Regions from separate parts of the Homo sapiens genome. Here regions 2, 3 and 4 are each linked to region 1. A link is a loop called in an ENCODE intact Hi-C map of the cell type or tissue named here. Cell type or tissue: heart left ventricle. All regions are shown on one strand. Links, peaks and the distances in the headings refer to the core of each region. The heading gives the core; the rest is flanking DNA.

Region 1 (8,259 bases), core at 1,212-6,211:
CATTCCGCTGGACCCCTCAGAAGAACCTGCCCACCTTAACTTCCCTAGCACTTCACTGACTAGTGATCCCAACAACTGCCCAGTATATATGATTTAATATGCATATTCGCACCCATCACTTCATTTCATCATTCTCATTTCACAGGTAAGACTTAAGAGGAGACTATCACTTCATTTCATCACCCCCATTTCATAGGTGAGACTTAAGATGGAAGGAGGTGGGCCATCAGGAAGACAGAAGTTTGAGGGGCCACACACTGAAGAGGTCTCTGCACTGGCCCTTAACAACTTGATTTTCCAGCCCCCATCTCCCAATACCCTGAATGCTGCCCATGCCCAAACACACTTGATTTGCTGGTAAAGGTAGAGATGTTTATGCGGAGAAGCCCATACATCATAAAAGTAACAACAGCTGCCCCAGCCCATCATATCCATCCATTTCATCATTAAGTCAAATGTTTATCAAGTAAAAATTATGAGCCAAATATTCCAAACACTGTGCTGGGCACTAAGGGAAGAGGGATGAAAATGAGAAAAGATGCCTGTGTGCTTTGGGGAAGGCAGGAAAAAAATCAAGAAAACTAAAACATTATTCCTGAAGTTGGCTCATGTTATAGGGGATGGAAGGAAGAACGTGAAGAGCAATGGTGGTAGTGGTGGGAGGGCAGGTCCTTCAGATAGTATGATCAGGGATGGCCTCTCCTGACCACATGCATTTAAGCTGAGACCTGATGGATAAAATGGGACCAGCCCTGCAAAGTGTTGGGGAAGAGGATTCTGGGTTAAAGGAGGTGTGTGTGAAGACCAGGGCAGGTGGGGAGCCGGCATGTTTGAGTCACTAGGGAAGACCAATGTGGCTGAAGCCTAATGGGCCATGGTGGATGCTGAGTCGTGGGGGTGCTAGGAAGGAAGAGGCTGAAGATGGCAGGGTCCAGACCAGAGGAGTTACGTGCTGGAAGGAGGTCTCTGCCCTGACCCTTGCCAACTTTATTTTCCGGCCCACATCTCCCAATACCCTAAACATGCCTCATACGCAGGCACGTGCGTGCACTCATCAGTCCTCGGCAATGGTTGCACTTTTCAGCCCACACGTCTACAGTGTCCTCAGCCTGCGGTGTCTTCCTTATCTGGCTCTCTTCCACTCACCATTCAAGATTCTGCTCAAATACTGCTGCTTTGTAGGCCTTCAGTTTCCCAGGACAGTTACACATTTCTTTCTACACCTCTAGCATGATATACATATTTGAGTGCCTTTTTTTTTTTAATGTCCATTTCCCCCACTAGACTGTGAGATCCTGATGGCAGGGATTAAGTTTTAGTCAATCCCTGGCACGTAGTATATTCTCAACAAATGTTTGTTGAATGCAAAAGTATAAATTCCTAAGTGAACAGATGGTCTCACCTCTGAATGTCAGAGATACGTGACTGGGTGTTCTTCCCATAGTTGTCTGCAGATCCGTTTTCAAACCCACCAAGACATTTGAAGCCAATCAGATCATCAAGTTCTCCTTAGGCACTTGTCAAGCTTTCTGATGCTGACAGAAGCCTCATAAATGAATTCCATCCTTGGGATATTTGCAGCTTTCCAGCTTCCCAAGAGCGAGGAGTTTCTGGCCAAACTAGCTGGTGCATAGTTTTTCAACTCATTCCCAAGTAAGTGCCATTGAAAAGAGACTCGCTGATAAAATCTTTTAGACATTTCCCCAATATCTTATATTCAGTCAACATTTTGCCCAAGAAAATATTCACTGACTCAGCCATCATGATCTGAACCTCCTCAATACACCCACAGAGTGTTAGGTACTGGAGACACAGACGAAGAAAACTCAAAATGCCATTTTGGGAGATCATAGTCTAGTGCAGACATACAGCAGGGAGGGGAGTTGGTCCTTTTCCTGTCCGATGAAGAAGGAATGCATAGCTTCTGAAACTAGGGACCTAGGTTTCCATATCGGTCTCTTTTTAATCAGATCAGCCTGAGGAAGAGGACTAATTCCACCATGACAGCTGGGCCCTGAACCAGAGCACATCTTCTAATCTCAGCTTCTGGCATTGTTGCAGAGGAAGAAGTCACTTCTGGGACATCCAAACTGCAATCCATCTATAACATTACAGATGACTAGTGCTATGCTATACACAAGGAAACAATTTAAAAAGCTTCTTAAGATTCTGGAGCAGGTGCATTTTCCTTAGCAAAGAGTAAGAAATCCAATCCATCTGTGGCCTAGCTAGAAGTCAGAGTCATTTGTACTGCTCTTCAACAAAACAGGCAAGACTCTCAATGTAGCAACAGTCAAAAACTGAGGCCAAATTTTAGGGAATGTGGATGATGATAATTATGATGATAAAACATTGGAGAACAACCTACAGTCCACAAGAAAACCCTCCCTAATACTTTCCCTTTGATAATGTCAAGTCACAATATATGTGATAAGTAAAGTTTGTTTTCCACAAACCAAGACACAATCAGTATTTAATACATGAGTGAAATGTTAAGGTTGGCATAAACAAAACAGATTTTTGCTGATATGCAGACTATTTTAATTGATCCATCAGGACTTCTGCCACACATTTATAAGATGACTGTCCAGACTGAGGAATCCAATTGCCAAGGTTTTCCTCTAGCTAGAGGGGTTTAGTGGAAATGGCAGTCAAGATATGCTGGAGGGAGGGAGGGAGGGACAATTAGTTCCTGAGAGCCACCAACTTGGTTAGAAGTTGTGAGAGTTTTTACATCCACTTGCAAAGTGCAGTGGGGACCATAATTGTTCTTCCCCACTTCTATTATATGAATCAAGATAGACAGCATTTGACATTGAATTTTCCTAAGAATTATAATCTCAACACTAAAATATAGTCATTGTTCTGGTACTATAAATGGTCTCTGGAATTTCTGAAACAATAGAATTCATGTCACAACCATAAAAAGAAGGACAAGAAAACAGAGTTATGCAATAAGAGCATCTTTAAAGAGAAAGGTTGGGGGACCCTCCACTTTAGTTGCCACACCCATGTTTTCAGAACTGCAGTTTACCTCACATTTTGCAATTTTCCAGAGGGCTCTGATGTGTAATTTGCATTGCAACAACACAATAATGTTAACCCAAATTGTCTTATCAAGAAAAATGTGAAAGGAAAAAAACTACTTTGCTTCTCTCCTTGGCCATCCCTCTCCTCTCTCACATTCCTCATGTCTGGTTTCATTTCCCAAATACACCAGATGCCAAATACTATTTGGAGCTTAAAAAAAAAATCACGGGATATAGTCTAAAGCTTATAGGAGAAACGTCTGAAAGGGAATTGTGTGTTCCCCGCAGGTTTCAACATCCTCTCCATCAGGAAACGGAAAGGGCGTTTCTCAGTCAGTGTGTTCAGTGGAGGGACAGCCCTGCCCATACACTTGATCACAAAAGGATGTTCTAATAGGGCACTTCTTGGAGTGGCTCCTGGAACTTCACCCAGCAGGTGGTCCTCTAGACCCAGTAACTTTTCTGAGGCAAGAGGAAAATAATGAGAGCATCTATGCACAGGGAAACCAATATGCAAATGTTCAAAAAAGCCATTAGCATCCTGAAAACACTTTCTACTTCTGTCTGCTCTCTCTGCCTCAGCATAGGCAGGGGACACAGAGTGGAAGCCAGAACTGCCCACTTTCTCCCTAGATAAGGGAGGAGGGCACCCAGGTGAAGTCCATGCATACCCTCAGGCCAAACCAGGCCTCAACCAGCATGTAATTAACAGGCTTTCTCCAAGCCCTGCCAGAAACACTATGCCCAACTCTGCATGTAAGCAGCAAAGAAGAGGACCTCCAAGTTTTGATCCTAAAAAGCTGGCAACAACTGTTCTGTGTCACGTAATACCATAACCATGGGTTTAGGGTATAAATCCCTAAAGCCAATATAACAAGGTTCTCGAGTTAGGAAGTTTGTGCTGTTCACGTGACAGAAACCAGAGTCTGGAAGCCAAGACATCTCGTCTAGATCATCTGGGAGAGGAGCCAAACCCAAAGTGTCCTTGGAGCACCCGAAGACATCACAGCTCACAGAGAGCTGTGCCCTCCCCCTGCTGACCTGTTGCTAGTCTGTGAGTTAAGTCAATAAACAAATGTAAGCTGAAGTCAAAAGAAATGCAAATAATTTTCTCCCTCTGGGTTCCAATCTGTCTCTAAGGGATCCACTCAGATACCGTACAAAGACAAATTTAAATTGTGGAGGCTACAAAAACATAAAATATTACAACTCCACAGCCAGCTTTGTCACATCAAAGCTCTCCCTCATCTAAGAGGCCAAGTTTTGTTCTTTACAAATATACAAAAGAATGCAACTTTCCTGAATCACCAGCAGTTCTTTCAAAAATCTGAGACTAAGGCCAGCAGTCATGGAAAAGAATACTTGTATGTTACAAGATACCGGCAATCACCTGTACTCTACACACTCTGGTCCTCTATGATCCAGGTGTAATGACCCCTAAAGTCAGTCTTCACAAATACAGGTAAATGTGGCTGCCTCTGAAAATGTCCCCCTACCACAAGGAGCACACTTTTGGTATTTAAGGCTTCAGATCTTCCCAAACAAGCAGTCCACCCTTTGGTGCCATCCACATAGAAAATGCAAATAATATTAAAAGACATTGTTTAAAAAAGAAATATATTATTAGGCATTTTTTAACTTCCTCACAATTGAAATAATGCAGGCAAATTTTGAGAGATGCGAAGTTGAATAGATATATACTTAATTTCAACAATTATGTTTACCATATCTTGAAGCAAAGTTTACTATGGATTAAAGAAGATACTGGAGGTACTCTGGGCTGAGGGCTCATGGTCACACTAAGTCCCTCTCCCTGGTGAGGCCTAGACAGGGTCCCCTGGGGAAGTGAGTACTGCTCCCAGCCCTCACAGCCCCAAACCAGATGTTGTTCAATCTTGTTCCTTCTCAAATATTATAACTGTATTTTATCATGGAGGCATTTTATTGCCAAAGAGGTATAATTTTTATTTCTACACAGGCTTCTGTGGAGAAAAATGGCTCTTGGCATACTTGGTAAATGACAGTTTGCTGAACTGAAAATAAAGAAACAAAATTTTGCCCAGAGGTCTTTATATGTTCATGTTTACACTGAAAGCAAATTTTAAAACTCACTAATTACCTTCCTCTTTTTATGTTCTCCTACTTTTATGCGAAGATTACTTTAATACAATTTCAACAGGAGAAAATGAAACATCACAAAGAACAAAGATTCTTGGTTAAAATTAGCCTCACTCTCTGGTAACAATTAAGAAACCTCCAACTTTCTCACGAAGATGCCTGTGCTTTCCAGTTAGGGAAAAACTGATAGACACAATATCACATAGGCAGCCGCAGAATTGCAACACAAGTTCAAATAACAGCTCCACCACTTCTTTCTTGGAATGACTTTAGGAAAGACACTTACATCCTCTGAAACTCAGTTTTATCATCTGTAAAAATAAAGTTGTACATATTTTTGCCTCCCCTCTGTTGTAAGAAAGTGAATTAAGATGGTTTACAATGAAAACACAATGAGACGAAAATTTCAACACAGAATGAAACACAGAAAGTCAAGGTGGGAGAAACCCAGGGGGCTGTACACGAAAAAATCTAAGATTAGGAAAGCTAGAGCACAACACTTTGGTGTGAGCTTCCAAGCAGCCCATGCAAAAAAAGAAAATGGATGGATCATGTAGCTGTACTAATTAAAAGAAACATGCCAATTCATGTTTCACACCAAGGGGAAGATTGCTTCTTAGCCCAGGGAGAAACTGTTCACAGGCATAGTCTAAAGGTTAAATGAGATGCTCTGTCTCCTCATACCATCTAGCACCCTGAAGTACTCAAGAAATGTTTGATGGCTTTTGAGTGGACACTATAAAGGGAAGTGGGAACTACATTAAAAAGTTGGGGGTGAGGATTTATTTGTTAACTACTGTTTGGTGGAAATATGTTAACCACTGTTTGGTGGAAATATGTTAACCAGATTCCTTTCTCTGACATTCCTGTGTGTATCAGCAGAGTAAATTCCTGGCATGAGACTGGTTTAATCTCTATAGGGCAGTTGTCATCACTAAATCAAGGGCTCTGCAGGTTGGTCAGCTTATCTGCAAATTGTGGGAAATTCTCTGAGGGTTTCTGGAGCAGGACGGGAAAAGGCATTTTTTTAAAAAAGCTTTCCTGTATATTTTGAAGAATTCAGCAGGTTTAATATTCCAATCCAAACAACTGTACAAAAACTCTGATATTTGCATACCAAATTTAGTTACTGCAAGGACACTGACATTTGTAATACTGATATGATTCCCCTTGATATCCTCAGTCACTGATCACATCTACTTATCCTTTTGCTTTCTAAGTCTGAAGGTTATCTTCTCTGGCCAAGAAGTGGTTGTGAACTGATTACCAAGATGGAAAATCTACTGCAAACCCTCAAGATATAAGCACCCAGGGCCGCTGGCTTTCACACTTTTTCCTCAGAAAGATCATTCTGAACACATGTGGACACTGCCACAGTTTGCCATTACAAATGTAAAAAAATGTTTAGAGAGAGCTAAGTATATGGTGAGTCCTGAGTTGAAAATTACAGTGTGGCAAGCTGTTAATTAGAGCTTGAGTCTCTCCACAATGCCTGCTGCTCAGAGGGACTCATTTGGGGCAGCACGCTGAGCTTTGCATCATGGCCAGCACTACACCACACCTCGGCTCCAGCTTTTCTTAATGCGTCCTGCTGATGATGCAGCAAGGAGAAGCCACCCAGAAACAATGACAGAATCACATTATAAAAACTGGAACTCCCTTCAAAAGCAGCACCCTGCCCTTTGTAAAGATTCTACTTACAAATTTTACATAATGGATGTTCAAAAGAGGCATATGGAAAGATGATGAACGCTTCAACTGTATGCAAGATGAAGTATAGAAATAAGGCAGTAGAGAGGACAGTCGCCTCTAACACTGTCCTGTTTCAGGTGCTGTGTGGCTCTAGGAGGTATTGCTACACATCTTCTCTGATGATTAAAGGCATTAAGTTGGTATGTCAGCTATAAAACTTCCAAAGACATGACATTAAAAAGACTTAGAGAAATAACGCCTTGACTCAGAACTTGCCCGACCTCCCTTCATGTTGAGAACTTTCATAAGCATTTAGATATACGATCCTCTAAAAATACAACAAACTTAAAGGAAAAAAAAAAAAAAACACGGCGGAGTGAAAGATGACTGAGGGAAGAACCTCAGCCCCACAATGGGCAATCTCCTAACCTGTGGATGGGAAAGTCAATTGCACCACCTCAGTGGAAGGCAATCTGACAGTGTCTGTTATTATTTTAATGCACGGGCCCTTTGATCCACATCTTACACTTTCTAGATTGCATATCTAAGAATTTGACCTGCAGATACATTCATACACAGGCACCAAGATGTATCAACAAAGGTGTTCATTATGACTGTGAAATAGAAAACAGGTTTCCTAACTTGTAATAGAGAATCATGTGTCTTTTAGTAGGGGAATGTTTTAATAAATGTTGTCTCATACTTCAGTAACAATGCTGTACCACACACCAATAAAATCGGAATCTCTGGTGTTGGGGCCCAGGCATGGGTATTTTTCCAAGCCCCATAGGTGATTCCAATGTGCAGCAAAGTTTGAGAAATAGTGCTAAAGAACCCTATGCCCAGGGTTACAAAGAAAGTACTAGGTCCATGGGACTGACATGAAAAAAATGAACATATTCAGAATAAAAGACAGAGAAGAAAGAAAGGTTTATAACAATATACATGTAGCACCATTATGTTTAAAAACTGTATTTGTAGCAATATGTATGTACCTACCTATATACGGGATGCATATACTTCCAGAATTGTTTCAAGTATTAACTGAAAGACAGCTGAGGTATTTAACCAAGTGCTTAGCACGCACAAGATGCTCAATAAATGTTAACTATTATTTCCATATGTACCTAAGTTTGTCTCTGTGGAATCTATATGGATTTTCAAGTGGCTAATGAACTCTCCTGAGTGCATGATGCAGGTGACAGTATCCTACTGAAAAAAGGATGTTTGCAAGCCTTCTCAATAACCCCATTAAAACTCTAAGTATACACCTCAATAACTCCTTAGTTGTTATATTGCCTCTTTCATTTAAAATTACAGCTTGCTTTTTGTGCATACTTGAAACCCATGCCCATAAATGCAGACGGTTTCACTGTCAGTATTTTACTCATTTGTACATCCACAAAAATAGTCCATTTAA
Region 2 (8,259 bases), core at 1,541-6,540, 59 kb after region 1:
TCACAAACTCAATGTCTTCAAGGGCCAAGGAGATAAATATCACATAAACTAAGTGGCTGTGCATTAGGCACTAGAGTGTGGTAAGGTCTGTGACAAATCAGAACATAAATGCTCACTAAAATATCACTCCTTTTTAAAAATAATACTGTGCTGGCCAAGCAAAACATGGACAGCTGGCTACATTCACTCTGTGGACCCCCTGGTGGTCAGACTCCAGTTTAAAGTGGTGATCAGCCCTGCACGGTTGCATGCGCCTGTAATCCCAGCAACTCCGGAGGCTGAGGCGGGAGGATTGCTTGAGGCCAGGAGTTCAAGACCTCATGTCAAATTTAAAAAAAGAAAAACAATTAAGTAGAAACTAAAAAGTGATGATCAATTTAAACAGAACTGTATGATCACCAAAAGACTCTGTCGAGTTTCATCCCTTATATCCTACAAAACTCCTGAGTTGTGCAGTTGAGAAGAGACTGGGGATCAGATCATGGGGCTTAGCTCCAGCCAAGAACAGGATCTCAGGACACCATGCCAAGGCAGGGGCAGCCAAGGCTGAAAACTGGGGGCGAAAAATCGGAGTTCTCCCTCACCGATCTCCATTTTAGGGAAACTCAATGGATATTACTTTGATGAGTACACAGTGCCACATAAGTGAGGTCATTATTTTAAGAGGATACTGTCTTCCCAAAAATTTAGAATTTTTATCCAGAAGATAGCTTATTCTATGTGAATACACTGTGAATGAGGAAAGAGAGGTCCGGAAAGTTTAAAGGAATTGCCACGATTACCCAAACTGAACCTAAAATCAAAGAGTGTGTCTTTTTCTCTGTGCAATTGCAAAGCACCAAAAGACAGGTGAAGAGATTTCATTCAAGGTGTCAAACATGTGTGATTAAACACTCTACCAAACAGAAGTTACATGTAAATTGAATCTACATTTACTCAGCATTATCCTCCTTCCTCATTAGAAAAGTCACCCACATGTTTGCCCCACATCACTGTTGTAAAATCTCTTTATCCCCTAACAGAAGCATTAAAAGCAGGTTAAGTATTTCCACCCCTCCTTCCGGATCAGGCTGTAGAGAAGAAAGGCAAATCAGCAAATGGGGCCAGGCACGGTGGCTCATGCCTGTAATCCTAGCACTTTGGGAAGCCGAGGCAGGCGGATCATGAGGTCAGGAGTTCAGGCGGATCACAAGGTCAGGAGTTTGAGACCAGCCTGACCAATATGTTGAAACCCTGTCTCTACTAAAAATAGAAAAATTAGCTGGGCATGGTGGCGGGTACCTGTAATCCCAGCTACTTGGGAGGCTGAGGCAGGAGAATTGTTTGAACACAGGAGGCGGAGGTTGCAGTGAGCCAAGATTGCACCACTGTACTCCAGCCTGGGCAACAGTGCAAGACTACGTCTCAAAAAAAAAAAAAAAAGAAAGAAAAGAAAAGAAAAGAAAGGCAAATCAGCAAATGGAAACACAAGAAGGAAGCCCCAATGTGAATGTCCCCGAGTGTACGCATGATTTCTGTTGGAGGAATTCCTGGCCTGAAGAGACAGCATAAACAAAGGCCATCCAGAGGGAAACAAATGATAAGATAAGTGAAACCCAGCAACTCTCTCTGTCCTCCCCTCTACCTACTTCCCTCAACTTGTTCGTCAGAAAAACAATCTGAGCTTGACAGAATTACAATGTAAGCCTTCCTCTCCCAGCTGCCTCACAGCTCTCATTCTAAGCTAGAGGGTTAAGGGGGGAAGACATGCTTTTCTGTAAGGTCAGTGATGGGGCTCCCAAGATATGGAACTTGGCAGACTGGAGACAGCCATCTCACCCTGCCCACAGAGAAGCCAAAGGAGCAGAACTGTCAAACTGCAATGCAGGGAGTATAGAAAGAAAAGGTAAGGTATGGAAGAAACGTAACTTCAGACACAGCCTGAAAAGAAATTGGGTTAAATATAAAACTATATACATTTTTAAAAACATTTTAACCAGCCCTTAGCAGAAAATATCATAGGCAAGGCAGTTTCCTGCCACAGTTCCTAGAACTTCCATAGTTGGAAGTGTTACCTACTCACAGAATCTCAAGCCCTAAATGGGTCAGAGTATTTCCAGTTTAATCTCTATTCTTGATTTTTAAAAGACGAAAATATAATAGCAGGCCTGTTCATTTAACCTTCTGAGAACATGGTGCGGTCAGTCTCAGCCATTGGCTTCAATTCCAGCATTTATTTATTGCATGTCCTCCAACTTTTAGTTCACATTACCAACAGTGCTGAACAAAGTACCTCTAACGCAGAAATGACTGCCACACAAACAGGATGGGGAAACCAAACAGAAATGGTATTGTTGTTTCTTTTCCACCATCAGCCTAAATCAAATAGCAGCCACTAATAATGAGTTAACTGTAGTTGCATTTGAAAAAATAATTCCCGCGGTGGCTCACGCCTGTAATCCCAGCACTTTGGGAGGCTGAGTCGGGCGGATCACGAGGTCAGGAGATCGAGACCATCCAGGCTAACACGGTGAAACCCCGTCTCTACTAAAAATACAAAAAACTAGCCAGGCGTGGTGGCAGGCGCCTGTAGTCCCAGCTACCCGGGAGGCCGAGGCAGGAGAATGGCGGGAACCTGGAAGGCGGAGCTTGCAGTGAGCCGAGATCGCGCCACTGCACTCCAGCCTGGGCGACAGAGCGAGACTCCGTCTCAAAAAAGAAAAAAGAATTCCAAATGGGTTGCCTTGAACAGAAATGTATGACATTTTCCATATTCACAATTTCACCAACTTTCAAGAATAGAGAATGCAGCAAGTTTCTTCAGTTTAAGCTGTTTCATTTCCTTTAATTTCTTACAATTAGTTTTTTTGTGGGTTTTGTTTTTTTGTTTTGTTTTGTTTTGTTTTTTGAGACAGAATCTCGCTCTGTCACCCAGGCTGGAGTGCAGTGGCAGGATCTCAGCTCACTGCAAGCTCCGCCTCCCGGGTTCACGCCATTCTCCTGCCTCAGCCTCCGGAGTAGCTGGGACTACAGGCGCCCGCCACCACGCCCGGCTAATTTTTTGTAATTTTAGTAGAGATGGGGTTTCACCGTGTTAGCCAGAATGGTCTCGACTTCCTGACCTTGTGATATGCCCGCCTCGTCCTCCCAAAGTGCTGGGATTACAGGCGTGAGCCACCGCACCCGGCCCATTTCTTACAATTAATTTTGTAGTACATTCTGGGGATTTAGAAGGGTCCCTGGTCTAAACCTCTTGTTACAGAACTGCGGGTTCTAACTTGTGTCTAAACATTTCCCTGCTTGGTTTTACCAAATCTCTATGAAACTAATACAAATTTAAGCTTAGGCACATATGAACAATCTATCTCATCTGGTGAATAATGTTGACCACCATCCTTTACTCTTCTTCTTGGGCACAAATATCCAGAACTTTATCTAAGAGTAAGTCCAGAAGTAGCACCCAAACACACATTGATGGCATCTGTCATTCTGCCAAGAAAGGAAAAAGATCAAGGCTATTGGCTTTGGCAAACTTTCAAGAAGCTGCCCCTAGTCCTGACCTAATCTTCACAGGAGGACAACTGTCAGAAGCATACGGTTCCTTAGCAAGCTGCTGGCAGTCTTGCCTCTCACTTACAGGGTTTTCCTACCAGTTCGCTTTAAAATATGGCACCTTTTTTTGCCCTTAGTAGTGATAGCTGTGCACTGATATGTCCACAATGTACAGTCTAGTCCCCAAAAGCATGATTAATTTAAAAAAAAAAAAGATACAGAAAAAATCTGACTAGAATTACAGGTACAGTTTGTGGCTCCAAAACAAGGCAAAGCTAACCCATGCCCTTGACCTGGTTTGTATGTCACTAACAAACTGAGCTAGCCAACAAGCCAGAATATAAGAACCTATCTCAGAAAATAAAAGATGGGCATCTGTATTACCCCAACAATGCCCAAAGCTAGGATCTGGGCTATCTACTCTTGTAAGCCTAAATTCAGGAAGTCTATCAGATAGGCAACATTTTCCAATCACACTGCAGGTATTTTTTTTAGACATAAAAATGACAAAGACCAGTTTAATAGGTGACCTTAATTGTGTGCCAGCAGAAATACAGGTAGCCTTAAAACCCCAATCCTGGTGTAATTTATAGAACAGAATAAACCCAGGTTATTACTAAAGGTGAATGACATACTTAAAAAGTATAACAAGATGAGGCCAGGCGCGGTGGCTCACGCCTGTAATCCCAGCTCTTTGGGAGGCCGAGGCAGGCGGATCACGAGATCAGGAGATTGAGACCATCCTGGCTAACACGGTGAAACCCCATCTCTACTAAAAATACAAAAAATTAGCTGGGCGTGGTGGTGGACACCTGTAGTCCCAGCTACTCAGGAGGCTGAGGCAGGAGAATGGCGTGAACCTGGGAGGCGGAGCTTGCAGTGAGCTGAGATCGCACCACTGCACTCCAGCCTGGGCGACAGAGCAAGATTGTCTCAAAAAAAAAAAAAAAAAAAAAAGTATAACAAGATGAATGATTAAGAAAAAAGAAAAACCTTCTGAAATCAATGTCTGTTCAAAAAATTTTATGATTGTGTAGCCTAATGGCTAACAAGCCTTTTGTTTTCATGTTTCCCTTCCTGGCAATATGCCGTTAAGGCATAGCTTTCCTATTATTTCCTTGTGTTTTAGTCAATTGTCTTCATTAAATATTGTCTAAGTGGCACAATATCTAGTTTTAAGCCAAAAGGAAAAGATCTATTGTAAGTCACGAAATCGCACCAACTGCATTGGAAATTGAACTTGCTTCCCTGGTTTTCCCCATTTAATTCACAACTGTGGCTATGGTTTAAAAGAATAGAAATTGTTTATTTGGCACCAAATTTGCTCCACTGTAAAAATAAATAAAAGTATCTCTTCTGAGGTGGGGGGAAAAAGTTTATTTTAATATCTAAGGCTATCCAATATTAGATTACATGTTTGACTACTGCTCAAGTGTTCATTATTTTCTTTTCAAAAGAGCTTTCACAATGTATGTTAAAAGACTACAGGGAAGAGGGAGGCTGAGAAATTATGGGCCCTCTTAACTCTCAACACAGGCTTCTGTGGCCCTGTTCAGGGTGAGAAGATCTTTTATCAGATGAGGGATTCAACCCAGTGAAAAGTTACCTCACTTAACAAATAAGGTCTAATGCTGGACAGGCTCCAAACAGATTTAGAGTTGTAATATAAGAGCATTTCCTTTTTCAAATAATTTGTCTATCGTTCATACAGCAAAGGAGAGCTCCAAAGTTTTATCATTTAAATACTCAAAAACAACATTTTTAATCTCACACAACATTTTCTGTTCCAGAAAATCAGGCTGTAAGAACCTGTGACATGAAGAAGTCATTTTACTCTCAATTAATCCAGGACTTACTGACCCAGCACTGTCTGAGAATTAAGAGACTCAAAGGAAGCTGTGATTACCCCAACTCGAGTTGCAGAGAAAAGAATAACGTGCCGGAAAGTCAGAAACCAGGCAACATCAGGATGTATAAAGAACTAGACTGCTTGAGTCCCTAACCTGGTCTGCCACTTACAGGCTGTGTGGCCTAAGCTAGGCAAGTTCTTTAACTTCTCTGTGCCTCAGTTTCCTCATCTAGAACATGGCAATAAAAGTATCTATCTTGTATAATTATGTGCAGTCAATGACGTAGCCCATGGAAAGTATTAGAAAGGGCTTGGCATGAGGTAGGCACCTCACATACAATATCGGTATCAAATTAGCTGTAAGTGTTGTGTGGTCAAGCTAAGTGCTTTAAGGAGGAAGGGCAGGGAAGGCTTCGTGGAAGCTGTGGCACCTGAGCTAGATATGAAAGCACAAGATAATCCAGACACTCAGAGGGAAGCACATTCCAGACGTGGACAGCCATTACTGCAGAAAGTCACAGACAGAGTAAAAACCAGGAACGCTTAAACATCAATGAGGAAAACAAGCTCACCAAAGCTGAGGGTGTATTTGGTAACCCCAGATTAATTGGGAGTGATGGGGAAGGCTCTGCACACTTGTTGCTGTGCTTCTAGGACTTAACATTCAGTTCATTTTTAGACACATGTTCTATGTATGCAAACTTGTGGACTATGAATGCAAACTCTCCCTGAAATGCTCTGTTCTCCCCCTGCTCCTAGAACAGTGGAAAGGATACTAAAAAATTAAAAGGTAACCTTTTATTTCTGAAAAAAAAAATCTGCTGGATGAAATATAGGTCACTAAAATCAACTTGAATCTCATGTTCGTCTGTCCCTGTTTCAGTGGGGCTACAAACAAGGTGACAGCTCAGAGAAAGGGGGTGAACTTCAGATCCACACTTCAACGCTGGTCTCTATCAGCAGCCTCAGCCACTCTAAATAATATAATCTACATAAAAGACAGTACACTTGCTAAGTGAATGCATCTTCAAGAGGGGTATCATCCACCCTAGCCTGATCTGTCAACCAGACATTACCTCCAAGCCACATACAGAAATAGAGAAAATGCTCTCAGTACCAGTTTCTTAAATAGTACCTGTGCAATCAATTTCCTCTAAACTTTGAGGGTTTTGTTGTTGTTGTTGTTGTTGTTGTTTTGAGACGGAGTCTCGCTCTGTAGTCCAGGCTGGAGTTCAGTGGCGCAATCTCCGTTCACTGCAAGCTCCGCCTCCCTGGTTCAGGACATTCTCCTGCCTCAGCCTCCTGAGTAACTGGGACTACAGGCACCCGCCACCACACCCGGCTAATTTTTTGTATTTTTAGTAGAGACGGGGTTTCCCCGTGTTAGCCAGGATGGTCTCGATGTCCTGACCTCATGATCCTCCCGACTTGGCCTCCCAAAGTGCTGGGATTACAGGCTTGAGCCACCGCGCCCGGCCTAAACTTTGAGGTCTTGAAACCACTACAACAGATGCTGTGCGTACTTAAGATTGGTATTCACTTAGAATATTACCTCTATTACCAAGTTAGAAATTGTAATACCAAAATAAGTCACCATATTCCTCATCCAAAGAGGAAAAAATCACAACAGAATATAGAACTTCTATTTTGACTGGTGTCCCCTCTAGAGAGAAAACAAGTTTGCTAACCCAAGTTGGACACCTTGCTTTGTTTCCGGCAATATAAGGATAGACTTAACACTGGAAATACCAGAGCACGGCTTGAAGCCAGGGAGGGCCCCACAGCAGTTACAAGCTCTGTGATTATTTCCTGAACCAAACACCTAGGGCACTCAAGGATACCAAGCTTTGTTGGAAAAGCATGTTTCCTCTGGTCCAACAGCTGCAACTTTAAAGTGTTTTCACACAAGACCTCAAGTTTCTCTTTATGCCATCTCCCAAATATTTACAAAATGAAACACTTTCAATCAGAACTTTTGCTTGTAAACACCTTATTTGTTTTAAGGACCATAGTGCCAACACTAAAAGCAGCCTTTTAAACAAAGTAGCTCAAAACCACACACACACACACACACACACACACACACACACACACACACACCCCTTAACAAGCAGAACATGTCCACAAAACAAGAAAGCCAGGATTCAAATTCCTTAGCACCTATTCATGGAGCTCCTGTAAGCACCACCCAAGGATGTGACCCACCACACCCTCTTCATTATCACACCTCCTCACTAATTTACTAATTTATGCTCCTGAAAACCCACAGAATCAGACTACTGGATGGTAACATGTTACAAATATTGGGCAAATGTTCTTTCACATTTCTTTCACATCAACCAGCCTGAAACAACTGATCCTGTTTACGGAACGGCTCTGCCTCAGGTGAGAGGACTATTGTCTCCCAGCTCTTCTGGGAGACACTGGTGGCCTGGCAAAGGCTTCTGGGTATCTTTCTCTTGGTGTCTCTCCCTATTCACGTGTCACACACCTCCTGGGAAGATTATCTGGGCCAAGGATAGTGCAACTGAGAGAAATCTAGAAATGCCTGGTTCAGGGGTAATAAGAAATTGTAACTACAAAGAAACAGTCGATGTGAGTGAATGTATTCTAAAAGCAAATAATTAGGAAATATGTCTATTTCAAATACATAGAAGGCCTTTTATGCCAGACAAGTTTTGGTTTATGATGAAATGAAACTGCTTGATAGAAAAGCTAAGGGGAATATTACCACGGATGACAGAACTATCAGTGGAAATAATAGACCTTGGATCTCCAATCATAGTTCTGCTACTTAATATTCGTTTAACATATATTTATTAAAGACCTACAAATGAACAAACTGCTCTAAATGCTGGGGGGACAGAAAAGGACAAAAC
Region 3 (8,259 bases), core at 1,806-6,805, 72 kb before region 1:
AATAGGAAAAGAAAGATCAATGGAAGAAGTAAATTCATTGAATGATTTAAGAGTCTGTAACTTGGCCTAAAATGTTTATTATAGAGAAATTCACCCTTCTGAGAATGTTTAAAGGATCGGTAAAGTCGAATGGACTCTTTTGGGCCTTTATGGACTCCAGTGCATCAACCTTTTGTACCTGACACTCAAGTACTTGTCTGGGATGCATTCATATCTCTCTCACTTCTTGCACCATCACAGACAGTCTGGTTTTCATGAAGTCAGTTTTCACTTTAAGAAGCTAATGCAATTTCCTTTGCTCTTAGATTTGTACAGTATTTAAAAATGCACCCCCAAACAGCCTCTGCTGCCTACATGATAGCAGAGGGAGTGAGTCTCCTAATTGTGATGAATCATGAGCCATTTCAGATTTTATTCCCCCAGTATGAAGTTCTCTACTTAAGGGTGAGGGGCTCTAGGGTCAGTGAGGCCTTGGCAGCTGCCCGTGAGCTGAGCGGAAGACCTCACCCTGCTGAGCTCATGGAGCTGTGCTGTGAGGTCCGCCACCTGCTGCTTGACTTGCTTATGCTCAGTAGTCTCCTTTTCAAGTTTCTCTTTCATTTTATTTAAGGTCTGCATCATCTCTTCCTTCTCTTGAGTCTTAGCATCACATTCTCGTTCTTTCTTTTCCAGTTTCTGTTGTAGCTCATTGTGCTCTACACGAGAAAACAATTGGACATGAAAACAGGAGAGTCTTCAAAGCTGAAGCATTTTCTCTAAAAGAAAATTGACTGAGGATGATGGCAGAGATTATGAGGATCTTTATTAGGTAAATATTATTCCTCTTCTCCATCAAAGGGAGCAACTCAAAGGCTAAATGATGTTTGTGCTTGGAGTGGGCTTCGGATGAACAATGTTATTATTAACTACGTAAGAGACTGAAGAAGAGAGCCTACACTCACAGTTCTAAACACAGAACAAAAGTTTGAGTGACTTCTTGTGGAGGAGAATGGTAACTGTTTGGTAGTTGATTCAGAATCTTGTCATTAAAATGGTCCTTTAGCAATACAAGGAAAAAAATAAATATTCAAATGGCCTCTTTTCACAAATTAGAAGTGAGACAAAGAGTAGTTCAGCTTTTATGAATTAGGTTTGCCAGCTCACATCCAACCAGCCGAAGGGCTGGAAGGGAGGGTCTCACCTGTGAGGAAGAGCTGCTGTCAGACCCAGGGTTTGTCCCCAGATGGAATCACTTCTCCCATCTCCCCTCAGAAGGCTACTTGAAGTATTTTATGCTTTCAGTAAACAATTATTAAGGCATATGAAAGCAAATGTTATCATCTCAGTATTAAATATCTTAAGGGGAGTGGGGTCAGTAGAACGCGAAAATCATGGTAACACAGGGGAGAAAAATATTGACTCTTAGCTGTAGTTTTACTGACTTCCTCAATCCTGCTATAATAAAACAGGGCATCCAATTCAGCATAATGCATATTCACATTGCCAATGAATACAAGCTTGCTGAAAGGAGTGATGAGTTTTGGAAAAGAGAACTAACAAAGTTTAGGCTGCGGATTTTTATTTCAAATACATGTCCCCAATTCCTATTCTTTTTATATCAATAAATCCACTAGAGGTATAACCCACTGGGGCCGAGCTATACTAATAGAGCTGGTCTCTATTTCTGAATTTGCTAACACATTTAAATTCTTGTTTTCTCTGTCTCTGACCTTCTCTCTCCTGAGTTCCCCCAAATTAGAGTTTACAGAGAGGAGTTCAAGCCACTAAAATCCCTGGATTTTGTCAGCAATCCACTTCTACCACTCTGTTGTTGCCTCCCTAACTTCTCCAGAAATACATCCAAAAATGACCTCTCTATATCCCATTTTCCTTCTTTTATCTCCATTTCATTCTTCTTTCACAATTTCAGGACTAGAAACTTGCCTTCCTCTCACTGGTCATTAGCTTTTGATGAAGCTGGCTGTGTCTCAGAATTACCTGAGAACTTTCAGCATTTCAAGACTCCCCAGACACTATTCCAAGAAGTCTATTTTGTAGGTCGACTACAGGGCTTAGATGATCCTGATGTATGCCAGGTTTGGGAAGCTCCAGCCTAAATGACTCTCTCCACAAATGGTATCTATTTACCATTCAGTCACTAAGCTTTTATTGAGCACTTCCTGGGTGTGCTGCCCTAAAGAGAATTCTCCCCAAATATTCTCTACATTTTAGGTCCACAGAACTTCTGTCTCCTTATCACTTCTACCCTTGGACTATTTTAACAAAATATGCCCTCTTGAATACAATTTTGCCACCTGAAGCTTCTAGAAAAAAACTAACATTTAACTATAATCTTTCCTCTTTTAGACTCTACCCATCATTTCACTTTAAAACACTAAAACAACCTGTTCCTCCCACTGACATTGGTGATTTTCTTTTGTACCATCTCAGCCACCTAAATCCTGCAACAGTGGCTATCATTTATTGTGCAACTAGTATGTGCCAGACACTATGCTAATGATCTTATATTTGTTTTGTCATTTAATCTTCACAACCACGCTGTGAGTCAGGATTAATCCTCAGGTTGCAAAGGTCGAGACTGGGGGAGAAGAGAGGAAATCACTTAGCCCATCCACACAGTGAGAAAGGGGGAGAGCTGAGACTCAGACCCAGAGCTCAGCACAGTGCCTGACACATACAGGCATTCAACAGGTATTCACTGAATGAACGAATGAATGAATGACTCGAAAGCTTACATCCTAAGTGCTCTCCTCAACCTGCACACTTGAGTCTCCATGCTCTAGAGTGTATTCCTAAAATATCCACTCATTGACTATTTTCTCTTTGGTTTAATCTCTTTACCCTGATTTTTAGTCAATGTTTCTATCATTTTTGTAGCAGTTTCTGAAATTTATTTTTTAAAATGCATGTGCAATGTCACTTATTTGGGAGCAATCTGAATACATATGAGGAACTCGTAACATAACAGTAGTTAGTTCACAATTGGTATTTTCTGATATCAGTTATGGCCCTGCTTTTCTGCTCAGTGGAAATGTGATGAGAGAAAAGGAAATGCTTAGGCATCTCTGGGACCTGCTTTTCAGCACATTAAATATTGGGGTGAATGCTATTGTATTTCATTGGCTGTGAGTGAATAACTTGGACAAGGAAAAGGAAGTCAGTTAACCAGTATGGTGAGAGCATGGTAGCTGGCAGTATGATTATTTCCACAAAGAGGCCAACTTCAATTTGTTAATATTTTAAAACAGGAAGGAAAATTACATACATTTCTCTGTATGGCTGGTACACTGATGGACATAAATGTCTCTCCTATCATTTGATACTAAGAGATAATATCAAAGACATATTCAAATACACACTAATAGCTGGCCAGCTAATGTTTCGTAACACATATCTCAGCAATGGTCACTGATTTTCTGAATGACTTCTCTTTTTATAACTGGTACCAAATCAAGGTCATGGACAGAATTGGGTTATTGAAACCAAGTAGGCCGGGCGCGGTGGCTCACGCCTGCAATCCCAGCACTTTGGGCAGCCAAGGCGGGTGGATCACGAGGTCAGGAGATTGAGACCATCCTGACTAACATAGTGAAACCCCATCTCTAATAAAAATACAAAAAATTAGCCGGATGTGATGGCGGGCGCCGGTAGTCCCAGCTACTCGGGAGGCTGAGGCAGGAGAATGACGTGAACTTAGGAGGTGGAACTTGCAGTGAGCCGAGATGGCGCCACTGATTCCAGCCTGGGTGACAGAGCAAGACTCCATCTCAAAAAAAAAAAAAAAAAAAAAAAAGAAACCAAGTGACCTGTTCTTCTCTTTTAAAATTTTGGATAATTCCTCAAGTCCCTTATTACATTTCTTAAAACCCAGTATGATTTAAAGAGCCATGACGGAGTAGGGGAAGGGTTTGAATTATTAGTAGTTAAGAAAATTTGATTTAAGGAATACTGAACAGCAAATGCTATAAGCTTTTCAAAACATTTACATGATTATAATAAAAGGATAAAATATTTGAGAATCAGTATGACAACTAAAATAGCTCAATTTAAGAAACTCAGTGCAAAATGCCCTTAAAAGATGGAAAAAGAAAGGCTGCCTGCACCAAGCTAACAAGAAACATCAATGTAAATTTCCAAAATATATGGAAATCAAGGTCACCCAATAACCAATAACACAGCCTCTTATCAGGGCCTCATTATTTACCTTTTCTCATTTTTTCCGCTTGTTCTTTCCACTGCTTAACTTCATTTTCATTAACCAACCTGTGTAAGAGTTCAAGGAGCATTTATTACAAAAAATATAAAAGGTCCACTGCTAACTGCATTCTCCCCAGGTACAAAAATAGTCTACTGCAGAGAAAATCCTCAGTGCATGCTTGAAACCCATTTAAGACCAGATGTTACTTAGCTATAGTGCATGTGTACAGTAACTCATATTTGACCCCTAGAACATTTCAGCTCTCCCAGCTGTTACTCTGAAGTAGGATAAAATAAATATCTTACATTGTCACCATTATCTCACAGCAGCAGAATAAGAAGAGACTTACATTCGTACGACATTCTTAATATTAAAGTTTTCCAAAGGTGTGGAGTCAGGGTCCTGTCCTTTGTCATTCTGGATAACTATCTGCTGTATAATTCTATCTAGTAGTAGCCAGTACTGAACAGTGTTGCCACTCCTCTTGTCTAAAAAAGAAAAGAATAGTGAAAAAAAATCTTCAAGTTGTTTCTAAGCTAGGATGAATATTTGTCAATGGTGGTCACCCTTTAAAGCCACCAAACCAGAGATGTTTATAACATCTGCACCAATGCTTCCCAAAGTTATGGAATTTTGACATGCAATGATCATTTATTTGATTGAGAGGTACCCTCTACCCCTTTCTGAACAGGTTGTAAGGCATATTTTTTATTTTTAAAATCAAAATTTTAATTTGTTTCATTTAAAAAATTTTGTAACACCCTTTAAGCCATGTAGACACACATACTTGGCTGTCATAAAACCAAGGCTTGGAATCCCTGGTGTGCACCCAATGTAATCAGCACTGTGCAGGAGCCAGAACCCATTAGGACAATGTCCAAACATTCAGAAGCACACATGTGAGTCACGAACACACTTACAAGGCATTTGGAGGCAGTGGTGCAGGATGGACATGAAATGCGGGTAAGCTTCACTATGTGTCAGCCTCTTCCTGGTCAGCTCAAACATCTGAGTTGCACTTTTTGTGTCTATGTGAACCTATTTCACAGGAAAAAGAAATCAAATCAAACATCTAAGTTCCTCAGTTTCCCCAGTGTAAAGTAAACTCAAAGCAAACAGAAGCTAATCCTGCCACTTAGGAAACAAAATAGAGCTTTGAGTTTGCTTTTAGGTTGCCCTAAAGTCCATGTGGACTCTACAACACACATTACAGACAGAAATAATGTGAACTGATGAATCAAACCAGAATAATTGTAAGCATACGTACCAGTTCAAATCTTTTGGCAAATTCTAGTTCATCTTCATTTCGGAGCATTTCAAAAAAGTCTAAATGCCTGAAAAATAATGAAAGAAAAGTTATTAAGTAGAACATCCTATAAACACAGGTGCATAAGACTGAGGACATTAATATCATGGTTTTTCCTGACTTTTCAGAGATATCTCAAAAAGGAACAATGTAACAAAATTTGAAAGCTTCAACTTTGTTCTTTCTAAGAAAAAAAGACATCACCTGAGCGAAACAGATCACAATATGAGAAAAATTTAAAAGTCTACGATGCCTAGCATACAGTAGGCAATTATTAAATTAAAACTAAATCTAAAAACAATCAAGTTCAGATTCCACTATGGATTCCCTTTATGGAAAAACATGCCCATATACCTACACTTAACTTCCAGCTGAATTAAAGATCACAAAAGAAATGATCATGCCATTCATTTATTCAGTCACATATGTATTGAGCTCCTACTATGTATTCTACACACCCAGGATACATTTTATGAAGACAAACACATCAGGGTAAAGGAAATAGAAAATGATGGCAGATGAGGTGAATAATGTACACACAGTGGTTAGAACAGGTCTCTCTCCAGGGAACTAGGGAACCAACAATTTGGACATCTGTGAAAGATCTTTTGAAGCTGAGGAAACAGCAAGCGCAAAGGCACTGATGCAAGAGTGTTCACAGAATATCAAGAAGAAGAGCATGTTGGAGTATATGAATATACAGGAGAGGAGAGCCGTGGTAGAGAAAAGCTCTGAAAGCAAGTTGGGATAGCTTAGACTCAGTGAAATGATAGCAAACGATGAAATGAACAGGTAGTGGAAATTAACATTCACAGAATGCCTATCAAAGGGGCTAAGTAATTCCATAGGTTTTATAGTCAATTTTTACATCATTCCTGGAAAATCACTGTCATTATCATCATCACCACCAGCACTATCTTTTGCAGTTATAAAAACAGCAAAATTCAGAAAAATTGAGTAACTTCACCAGGATACACAGGAATAAGAGGCAGGACTAGGATAGGATATGAATTCAGGTCTAATGCTAAAACCCACATTAAGTTCTCTACATAATGTGCTGCTTCCCTCATCAACAAAGTCTTACTATGAAAACATCATTAGCTGAACTAACATTCTGATACAAGCTCTTTATGTTACAGACAGGGCACAAGTAACCACAGGCCAGCACTTGATGAGGTATTGCATTACACAGATGGGAAACACAGAAACTTTCTCACATCATAATAGTCTGACTTACCTATCTAATGTTGAATTTTCGTGTTCCCTTAATTTATCTATTACAGGTTGAATTCCTAACATCAGAAATTCATAGCGAAGATGAAGTCTAAAGTCCAAACTCTCCTGAAAGTAAAATGGCAATAAAATACATATTTGTGGTTTTTAGACTACATAATAATCACTTTTTATAAATTATTATTTACTAATATATTTTTAATTTGTAGAAGGTTCTTACCACTCCTGCACCTTGGCTGAGCACTGCATTAATGAAGGACATGATGGCAGTCTTGAGACTCACTTCATCTCGATACCGCCCAGTGCTTTTATCCAAGTCGTTAATTAATGTCTATCAAAAATAGAAAAACAAAGGACTGAAACGTTACTAACCTTATGCTCATTTTATGAATTTTTTTATACTCAAAAGTTAACTTTTTTTTTTTTTCAGACGGAGTCTTGCTCTGTTGCCCAGGCTGGAGTGCGGTGGCATGATCTCAGCTCACGGCAACCTCCACCTCCCGGGTTCACGCCATTCTCTTGCCTCAGCCTCCCGAGTAGCTGGGACTACAGGCGCCCACCATCACACCCAGCTAATTTTTTGTATTTTTAGTAGAGACGGGGTTTCACTGTGTTAGCCAGGACAGTCTCGATCTCCTGACCTTGCGATCCGCCTGCCTCAGCCTCCCAAAGTGCTGGGATTAGAGGTGTGAGCCACCAAAAAGTTAACTTTTAAAATCTTACGTTTAGACAGGATTACACTGACCCATAGAAAGCCACCCTTTTTCTCCTTAAGAACAGTCCTAAAAACTCTAATTTCAAAATTCTTACATCATACATACATGTATACAAAAGCCTTTGCTTCATTATCTCTGCTTGCTTTTTACATCCAAGTAATATAGTGAAATATGAAAAATTATTAATATTGATCCTAATTCAAGAATGGCAAGCTGTAAAATTTTCAGGGAACACCCAGTTTGGTGGGTTCAAAAGATGTGTGCTATATGACATATAGGATGCAAGACCACATTTTCAAGTTCTGCAAATCTAAAGGCCCAGATTCATCAACTATTGAAAGTATACTCTATTCTCTGGTTCTTAAACCTAAGAAGAAGGGAATGTTTAAAGTCACACTGTGAGTAATCACCACAAGAGGACATCTCAAGTAACATTCCCCTTTCAGGGACAGGAAAAGCACGTGTTTGAGCAGACTTTAAAGAAGGGGTGAGTGAAGAAGGCTGAGCGAACACCCACCTGAAAGCGGGTCCTTTCGCTGGCATACTTCTGGTAGTGCAGCATGGCCTGCAGAACCTTCTTGTGGCCCCCGGGAACCAGGCACACGGCGCCCAAGATTTCCAGCACGGCCACCTTCGTTTTAATGTTCTCTGTGCTCAGACTCTGAGCAATTACATTAATACTCTCAGAATGAGCCAGGACGTGAGCCCGGCCTTGAGAGTTGTTCATTAACGCCTTTATACAGCCAATGAGAGAAGTATGTATTCGAGACTCTGAGGTCTCGTAGTCCATGGTCTTTAGAAAGTTG
Region 4 (8,259 bases), core at 1,668-6,667, 120 kb after region 1:
TGTCTCAGCCTCCCATGTAGCTGGGATTACAGACACCCGCCACCATGCTGAGCTAATTTTTGTAGTTTTAGTAGAGACGGGGTTTCACCATGTTGGCCAAGCTGGTCTCGAACTCCTGACCTCAGGTGATCTGCCCACCTCGGCCTCCCAAAGCGCAGGGATTACAGGCATAAGCCACCGTGCCCAGCCTAAATTTGCCCTTTCTAAGACTTGCTATAAGCACTCTTTCTATATAGGTCCTGTTATTTGACTTTATGGGATCTCCTACCTATTGATCTCTGCATTAACCCTACCTGTGAGACGCTGTGTCTTTACCTTTCTCTTGAATTTGGCTTAGATTTTACTGCCCATTGTTCCAATATCACTCTTGCTCACTCCCTTGTCAGTCTTCTTTAGTTGCACCTGAACTGATGAGTGGTTCCTAACTGCTGCTGCACATTACTGGGAAACTTCCTCAGAACACAAATGTCCTGGCCAACCATCAGGTTTATGGAGCCTGGAATCTTAGGGACATAGTCCATGCATGTGTGTGAGTGTTCCCAAAAAATTCCCAGTGTGATTCTGACACAAATCCCAGTTAAATAACCACTGATCCTAACCAAACCCTCTGTTGGCTAATCTAGCTATTTTGTCATCTCTGTGATTGCATCAAGCAGCTGAGAAGTGCTGGGGCGCTATCACACACAGGTGCCCATTGTCACTACAGTTTCATAGTCACCAGCCTCAACTGGGCACTCCGTGCTGCCCGTGCATCCTACCAAGTTTCTTTAATTGACTGGCCCACCACTCTCTATAATTGCCATTTCAAACCTTCCACACTCTTTGGCTTCTCTTCTCTTCCTCTCAATTTCAGCAGATGATTTTTTGCTTCCTAAGTGGGAAATTCACAATTTATTGCAATACAATTTATAAACCTACTTGTATTAGCACCTATTCTCTTCTCTCCTGTTCCAGTGGAGGAGGAATCTCTTCCATCTAAAGTGAATCCTTTCATGTGTTCTCTGGATCCCATTCCTCCCCACCTCCCCTAATAGACAAGAAGCAGAATTCAACTAATCTATACATTTAGCTTATCATCTTGACTTCTTAGGGCATTTTACACAGTTTACTCTGTCCTTCTTGAGCTCGTCTGTCCTTTTTCCTTAGCTGTTGTGATAATATACACTCTCTTGGTGTCTTTTGTACCTTGCTGTCCCTCCTCCAAGTCTTTTTCTTTTTCTTTTTTTTTTTTTTTTTTTGAGATAGAGTATCGCTCTGTCGCTCAGGCTGGAGTGCAGTGGTGCAATCTCAGCTCACTGCAAGCTCCGCCTCCTGGGTTCATGCCATTCTCCTGCCTCAGCCTCTCAAGTAGCTGGGACTACAGGCACCCACCACCACGCCCAGCTAATTTTTTGTATTTTTAGTAAAAATGGGGTTTCACTGTGTTAGCCAGGATGGTCTCGATCTCCTGACCTTGTGATCCGTCCGCCTCATCCTCCCAAAGTGCTGGGATTACTGGCATGAGCCACCACACCTGGCCTCTTCCAAGTCTTTCTTTACTGGTTTTTCCTACCTAATATTTAAATATTGAAGTTTCTGTGCATGTTTCTGGGAAGGGGTCTGGGAAGCACTGCATCCATGGCCAGCCACCTCATGCTCAACAATGGCACCAAGATGGCCATCCTGGGACTGGGCATCTGAATGTCCCCTCCAGGCCAGGTGACCAAGGCTGTGAAGGTGGCGATTGATATCAGGTACCGCCACATCCACTGAGCCCAGGTACGAGAATGAGAATGAGATAGGGGTGGCCATTCAGGAGAAGCTCAGGGGGCAGATGGTGAAGCGTGAGGAGCTCTTCATCATCAGCAAACTCTGGTGCACATACCATGGGAAGGGCCTGGTGAAAGGAGCCTGTCAGAAGATGCTCAGTGACCTTAAGCAGGGCTACCTGGACTACTACCTTGTTCACTGGCCAGCCAGCTTTAAGCGTGGGAAGGAATCCTTCCCATTGGATGAGTCAGGCAACATGGTTCCCAGTGACACTGACATTGTGGACACACGGGTGGCCATGAAGAGCTGGTGGATGAAGGGCTGGTGAAAGCTACTGGCATCTCCACCTTCAACCATCTCCAGGTTGAGAGGATCTTAAACAAACCTGGGTTAAAGTATAAGCCAGCAGTTAACCAAATGGAGTGCCACCTGTGCCTCACACAGAAGTTAATCCAGTACTGCCACTCTAAAGGCATTATGGTGACTGCCTGTAGTCCCCTTGGCTCTCCTGACAGCCTCTGGGCCAAGGCTGAGGACCCTTCCCTCCTGGAGGATCCCAAGATCAAGGCAATCATAGCCAGGTGATCATAGCCAGGCGATCCAGGTTTGGATCCGGTTCCCCAGGCAGAGGAACTTGATGGTGATCCCCAGGTCTGTGATACCAGAATGCACTGCTGAGTCACAGACTTTGAACCAAGCAGCCAGGATATTACCATCTTATTCAGCTACAACAAGAACTGGAGGGTCTGTGCCTTGGTAAGCTGTGCCTCTTATAAGGATTACCTCTTCCATGCAGAGTTTTGAAGGGGTGGATGCCTGCTCATCCCCAGTGACCTACACTTGTTTTTCCTGCTCATTTTTTTCTTGCAAATATAGCATGGCCTGTGTCACTCAGTGGTGGAACAACAACCACTAGACTGAGCAGCCAGGGCTTTTCTAGCTTGATGTTGGGTCTGAGGAGCAGTGTCAGTAGAGTAGAAGTCTATTCCAGTTTCCTCTGCCCTCTTTTTTGCCCAGCTGGGGAAAGTGTAGTGTGCATACCCTTTTTTTGACCAAGGAGAAGCAAAATCTACAAGGTCAAAATAGTGCCACTAACAGTCACGTTTTGACTGCTTGTAACTTTTCAGCAAGACTTCTCCTTGCCTAAAAAAAAAAGTGCTGTTGTGAGCTTAAAAAAAAATTTGACATTTCTTAGGCTGTGTACTACCATTTTAACTTCCACTCCCCCATTTTCTTCAAACCTCCATCTTTGTATTATTGTGTGTGTGTGTGTGTGTTCAGTTATAGGAATTTGGGTGTGCAAAAGTGTAAATTTCTTTTTAAAACATTTCTCATAGTCTCATTTCTGCCGACAGTAGTAACTCAGTTACTTTGGCTCAGGGTTTCTCAACCTCAACACTCTTCACATTTTGGACAGGATAATTCTTTGTTGTGAAGGTTGTCCCACATGTTTTGGGATGTTTAGCGGCATCCCTGGCCTCCACTCATAAGATGCCAGCAGCCTCCTGCCCTTCCTAGTTGTGCCAACGACAAAATGTCTCCAGATCATATCAAATGTCCCTGGAGGTGTAAAATTGTCCTTGGTTGAGAACCACTGCATTTACCTTAAACTCAGTCTCTTTGGGGGTACCTAGTCATTTTGTTTCACCTCATCTTCCTTTTCCTTCCCATCTCCCTGGGAGTGGTCAGAGGCTCTGGAGGACTTATGCATAACCTTGACATTCTCAGAGAAACCTTTGATCTGCAATTACTTCTCCACTGGCATTCACTGTTGCTGTCACTCAAAGCCTGTTCTCACAACAGGCTCACTGCAGGACCATTGCTCTGCTGGGTTTTGGCGTCTCCCCTGTTGCTTTCCCATAGTTCCTGCCTCAACATTGGCCGGTGGCTGTCTAGCTTCTGAAACTCAGCAAAATTTTTCCGTCTCAACTCTGACTGTGGCTGCCCATCCCACAGCCTCTACTGTGAGAATCTCCCTTTCTCTTCTGCAAGTTGATATTTTAGTTCGCTCTGTGCTCACTCAAGTCCCTGATCACTTGCAGGGGCTCCTTCAAGGTGGCATCTGTGTATGAGGTGGGGTCTCATCTCCTTTCTCCTTGAACCTGACTCATCCTTTCCATTTTAGTGCAGCTACTCCATGTTGGCATGGGGTGCCCTGGAAGGCAGCTTCCTCCCAGCAATTCAGACACAAAGTCCTCTGCTGTCTTGTCTTCCTGCATCTTCCTGAAGGTTTCCATCATCCCTTCTTTTCTAGGGTTTTGGACCCAGAGGGAGCAGCATGTGGAACCCTCTTACAGAGACCACATCACTAACTCCCTTTAGCTGGTTGACTCCCCATGTTCTCTCCAGCTCCCTCCCTCAAGTCTTCTTATCATCTCTCTATATTTTGGGACGAGTTCTTTTGCAATCAGAGATTAGACTTTGTTGTAAAACACTATGTTCTGAGTGCTTCATGTATTTTTCCTTCTGGAGCTTAAGAAACCTTCCCCCAACCTCCTTCAAATCTGTCTCTGCCATAGGCCTAAAACCTATTTTGGAACTCAACATAGGCTTTCGAGCCCATTATTCGATTCTTTCGTTCATGCTGGGATTTTTGGTGTTCCTTCTTCATTGGGATAATAAGCCCTAGCGTTAAGGTTCGGTAGAAACGACAGAAGTACTGGACAATAAAAAGAACTTGCCAAGAAGAAAAAATATATAAACTATTATTCCACTACCTATGACTGATTGTTTAACTTTTGCACTTCCTTTTGCGAAAGCCCTGTTCAGGGCTCACCAAATATTTCATTTCCATCAGAGCTTAATCTTTGCAGAGGAAGAAGTTAATACTACCTATTGCTGACTTTGAATGGGAGTTTGGGGATATGAGGGTCACAGAGAGATGATTACTGCCCCCTTCCTCCAAACTGTGGAGCTGACCACGCCATAAAACAGTTTCAGTCATCAGGAATGAGCTTTGAGAGGAACCACTGGTGTAGAACTTTCAGTCTATGTGGACATAACCAATAAAAAATTTGGAGGGGGTGTAAAGTGTATGTATATGTGTTTAAAATGTTATTGGCAAAGCCTGGTTGTTTTACTGCCAGTAATGGTCATTCATTTTTTCCCCTATAATTCTATTCAGCTTCATTCTGGACTGATTCAAATAGGAAGCCGACACGATGTCAACCAAAAATCATTTTAATCTCCAAGTCCCATAAAACAATATAAAATACTCATATAACTCACTTTCCTGGAATGAAGTTTATAGCAACTAAAGTGCTTCCAATTTTATTTTTAGAAACTGGTTCATGCATTTTACATTGAATTAAGTCTAGTTCTTTTCTGTGACAGTTGGAGAGATATTTTAAATCTCAGCCAGTGGGCAAAGCATAATTTGTTTCTGATCTACATTTTTGCTTTGAAGAAACCATCAACTCTATTAATAAAACAAATGCTGTTTTCTTTTCCTTGAGAATCCACAACCTGCACAGCCTCTGCTTGACAATCTGAGACAAAATAAATGTGATAAAATGGATTTTATATTACAATGAGCCAACCTGACATGGAAGTCAAGGGACTGGTCCCGAAGAGTGACAATTACATTTACTGCATTCCAGAATCAGCAATACATTATGGTCCCTGCCTGCAAGTGCTTCTGAATGGAATTTCAAAGCCCTTGCAGATCCATATGTAGCCTTTCAAGATAAACTGTATATCAGCTGGTTCCTAAACCGCAAAACTACTGCCCACAGACAAAAGCATAATTTAGAAAAGAAACTCCCATAAAAATACACAGATGAAATATAGGTTGAAAATGGTGTGTAATTACTGGTACATTACTGGTCATTACTGGTGTGTTAAGAATCTGCTCTGATTAAAGAGATAATAAATCTTCAAGGAATTAAATAATTCTTAAAAGGCAAAATGACACTTAATGATGGATTTCTATGACCCACTAGGAAAAACAAAAAAAACACATTGTATGTGGGTAATTAAAAAAAAAGTTTCTTGAAAGACAGGATAAACACTGACTATCATATTTGCTACAAATGTGGAGATCAAATAACAAGTAAATCTTTGGTAAGCCCCTCGCCGTCTGGAATCAGCTCAGAAAAAACAGAAAGGAGAATTCAGAAAAGCCACAAGGATGAGAACTGTGGGCTGATAGATGACAACCCCCAAAATACAACTGCTGAAGAGGTTTAGATGCAAACCTCAAACCACTTGTATTAACTAATTGACCCTCAGCATGTGCCACTGATCAATCATTTACATCCTGACTGGTGAGTTCTTTTTAAATGATCGTTTTTATGGTTGTATTTATTTTTATTTTGGAAACTTGCAAACCTCCAGAAATGCTGAAAGAATAGGAGGATAAAAACCCTTATATCCTTTACCTACATTTATTGACTGTTGACATTTTATCACATTTGTGATACATTTGTGCACTCTTTGTATATATTCCCCCAATCATTTGTAAGTAAGTTGCAAATATTAGACTCTTCCTGTTCTACATACTTGAGTATGTATCTCCTAAGAGCAAGGACATCCTCTCACATAGCCACAATACTGTTATCACACCAGGAAATTTAACATTGTTATAAATGTACTGTCTTTTATACAAAACATATTTGCATTTCCCAAATTGTTTCCAAAAATGTTCTTTATAGATTTTTTTTTTTTCTGATCTAGGACCATCAAGAATCATGCACTGCATATGGTTGTCCTATAACTTTTGCCCTTTAATTTAGAACAAGGGTGAGCAAACATTTTCTGTAAAGGGACAGATATGAATACAAATATTTATATTTATAAATAACATATAATAATATAAATATTTTAAGCTTTGCAGCCCATACCGTCTCTGTTGCAGCTGCTTAACTGTGGTGTTGTAGCACAAAAACAGCCCTAGACAATATGTAAAGGAACGAATGTAAGTGTGTTTCAATAAATTCATATAATTTTCAAGTGCCATGAAATATGTTTCTAATTTTTTCCAGCCATTAAAAAATATACAAACCATTTGTAGATCACAGGTCATCAAAAGCAGTAGGTGGCAGGATTTGCCCTACAGATCATAATTTGATGATAACATATCTAAAGCAATCCTCTGCCTTTTTTTTTTAAAAGGAAACATTTTACTGAAGTATATGGAAATGCACACACTTTTAAGTGGAGAGCTTGACGATTTTTCACAAGGTGAACAGGATCATGTAACACAACTCAGAATAAGAAATAACTGTGACTTTATTTCATTTTTAAAAAGTTCCACTTATTTATGTTATGTATGTGGATTCAAAGGTGGTTAGCTAAGTGTGTTATTATAGAATCCTTCCAGAAATGGTTTTAACTGTTATTATTAGAGTCCTCATCCTCTGCAGTGAACTGAATATCTCGTCTTGACAACGATCCTGCCTTTTGGGCCAGGGCAGCTAATATGTGTGATAAAGTCATGCATGGAACCATTTCAGAAAATATGCCAATTCCTGCAGATTCCATGAATGATTTCACCCCTTTCTGTAGAGCTCTCTTCCGGCTCTCCGCATTACCTCGGAGGGTGCCCAGGCCTGATAGGCAGGAAGATGCTGCTTAAAGAATGGACTTAAGAAAAGGTAGACGTCAGCAGGGCCCGGGATCTGGGAGGTCTGGCTTTGTTCACAGGCTGGAGGGAAGCCAGGAGCCGTCATCCCTGGTGGGTAACTAGTTGATGAGACCACTTAAGACAGTTCTTTTACCTTGTTTGTTGCACTTTATTTACCATGGGGTGCAAAATTTCTTGGCTTTGTAAAAGCAAAACTTGGAAAGTTTCCTTTAGACATGTGAATGGTCACGGGATCTCCTCCTGATACGGAAATAAGCTGCCTCACAAGTTCCTAGCTTTTCTATTTACTCCAGGCATCTTCAATATGTTTATAATATTTTTAGAGATTATCCCTAGTGTGAAGTGGGGATTAATCCATTTTTTTCCAGGACACAGAGCCAAACATCAATTAGCTTTTCTGAAAATGGCAGAATTTCTTGGATGATATGTGTCCTAAGCATATTGATATCAATATGTGTCCTAAGCAATCATCCAAGGGCACATAATTTTTTTTTTTTTTTTTTGAGACGGAATCTTGCTCTGTCACCCAGGCTGGAGTGCAGTGGCGCGATCTCGGCTCACTGCAAGCTCCGCCTCCCGGGTTCACGCCATTCTCCTGCCTCAGCCTCCTGAGTAGCTGGGACTACAGGTGTCCACCACCACGCCCGGCTAATTTTTTTGTATTTTTAATAGAGACGGGGTTTCACCGTGTTAGCCAGGATGGTCTCAATCTCCTGACCTCATGATCCACCCGCCTCGGCCTCCCAAAGTGCTGGGATTACAGGCGTGAGCCACCGTGCCTGGCCAGACACATAATTTGGGAGAGGTACAATCAAATAAATGGTGGTCTCGCCTTGAGGCTCAGCATGTGGGTTCAGTTACTTTCACATGGGTGAATTTGTTTGAAGAAGCTTAATCCCAGGACAACGTCCACTGCAGATTTATAA

Evidence for each region. Peaks named below come from ENCODE experiments on the same cell type or tissue, not always from the same donor. Only the 100,000 strongest peaks of a DNase experiment are listed, where the experiment ranks them.
Region 2: a loop joins it to region 1, with 6 times the contacts of the local background. A loop is called at or near these places in 33 of 110 quality-filtered maps.
Region 3: a loop joins it to region 1, with 2.5 times the contacts of the local background. A loop is called at or near these places in 6 of 110 quality-filtered maps.
Region 4: a loop joins it to region 1, with 2.0 times the contacts of the local background. A loop is called at or near these places in 6 of 110 quality-filtered maps.

Annotation. Positions count from the first base shown.
Region 1 is chr14:59,250,383-59,258,641 of GRCh38, reverse strand. All of the region lies in intron 1 of DAAM1 (dishevelled associated activator of morphogenesis 1), which reads right to left. Among named protein-coding and RNA genes, the nearest start is that of DAAM1, 66 kb to the right of the region's middle. In heart left ventricle, for the core only: a CTCF peak has its summit at 4,058 (motif pointing left); a DNase peak (open chromatin) is centred at 4,041; H3K27ac peaks cover 4,072 bases.
Region 2 is chr14:59,191,371-59,199,629 of GRCh38, reverse strand. All of the region lies in intron 1 of DAAM1 (dishevelled associated activator of morphogenesis 1), which reads right to left. Among named protein-coding and RNA genes, the nearest start is that of DAAM1, 6.8 kb to the right of the region's middle. In heart left ventricle, for the core only: no CTCF peak of the experiment used is centred there; no DNase peak of the experiment used is centred there; H3K4me3 peaks cover 1,036 bases; H3K27ac peaks cover 2,997 bases.
Region 3 is chr14:59,322,937-59,331,195 of GRCh38, reverse strand. It overlaps DAAM1 (dishevelled associated activator of morphogenesis 1), which reads right to left. Exons shown (of 25, transcript NM_001270520.2): 6 at 7,971-8,259; 7 at 6,958-7,068; 8 at 6,742-6,845; 9 at 5,466-5,532; 10 at 5,119-5,236; 11 at 4,548-4,686; 12 at 4,205-4,263; 13 at 508-695. Among named protein-coding and RNA genes, the nearest start is that of GPR135, 140 kb to the left of the region's middle. RefSeq lists enhancers at 1-178, 581-630. In heart left ventricle, for the core only: no CTCF peak of the experiment used is centred there; no DNase peak of the experiment used is centred there.
Region 4 is chr14:59,129,780-59,138,038 of GRCh38, reverse strand. It overlaps the pseudogene AKR1B1P5. Among named protein-coding and RNA genes, the nearest start is that of DAAM1, 55 kb to the left of the region's middle. In heart left ventricle, for the core only: a CTCF peak has its summit at 4,660; no DNase peak of the experiment used is centred there.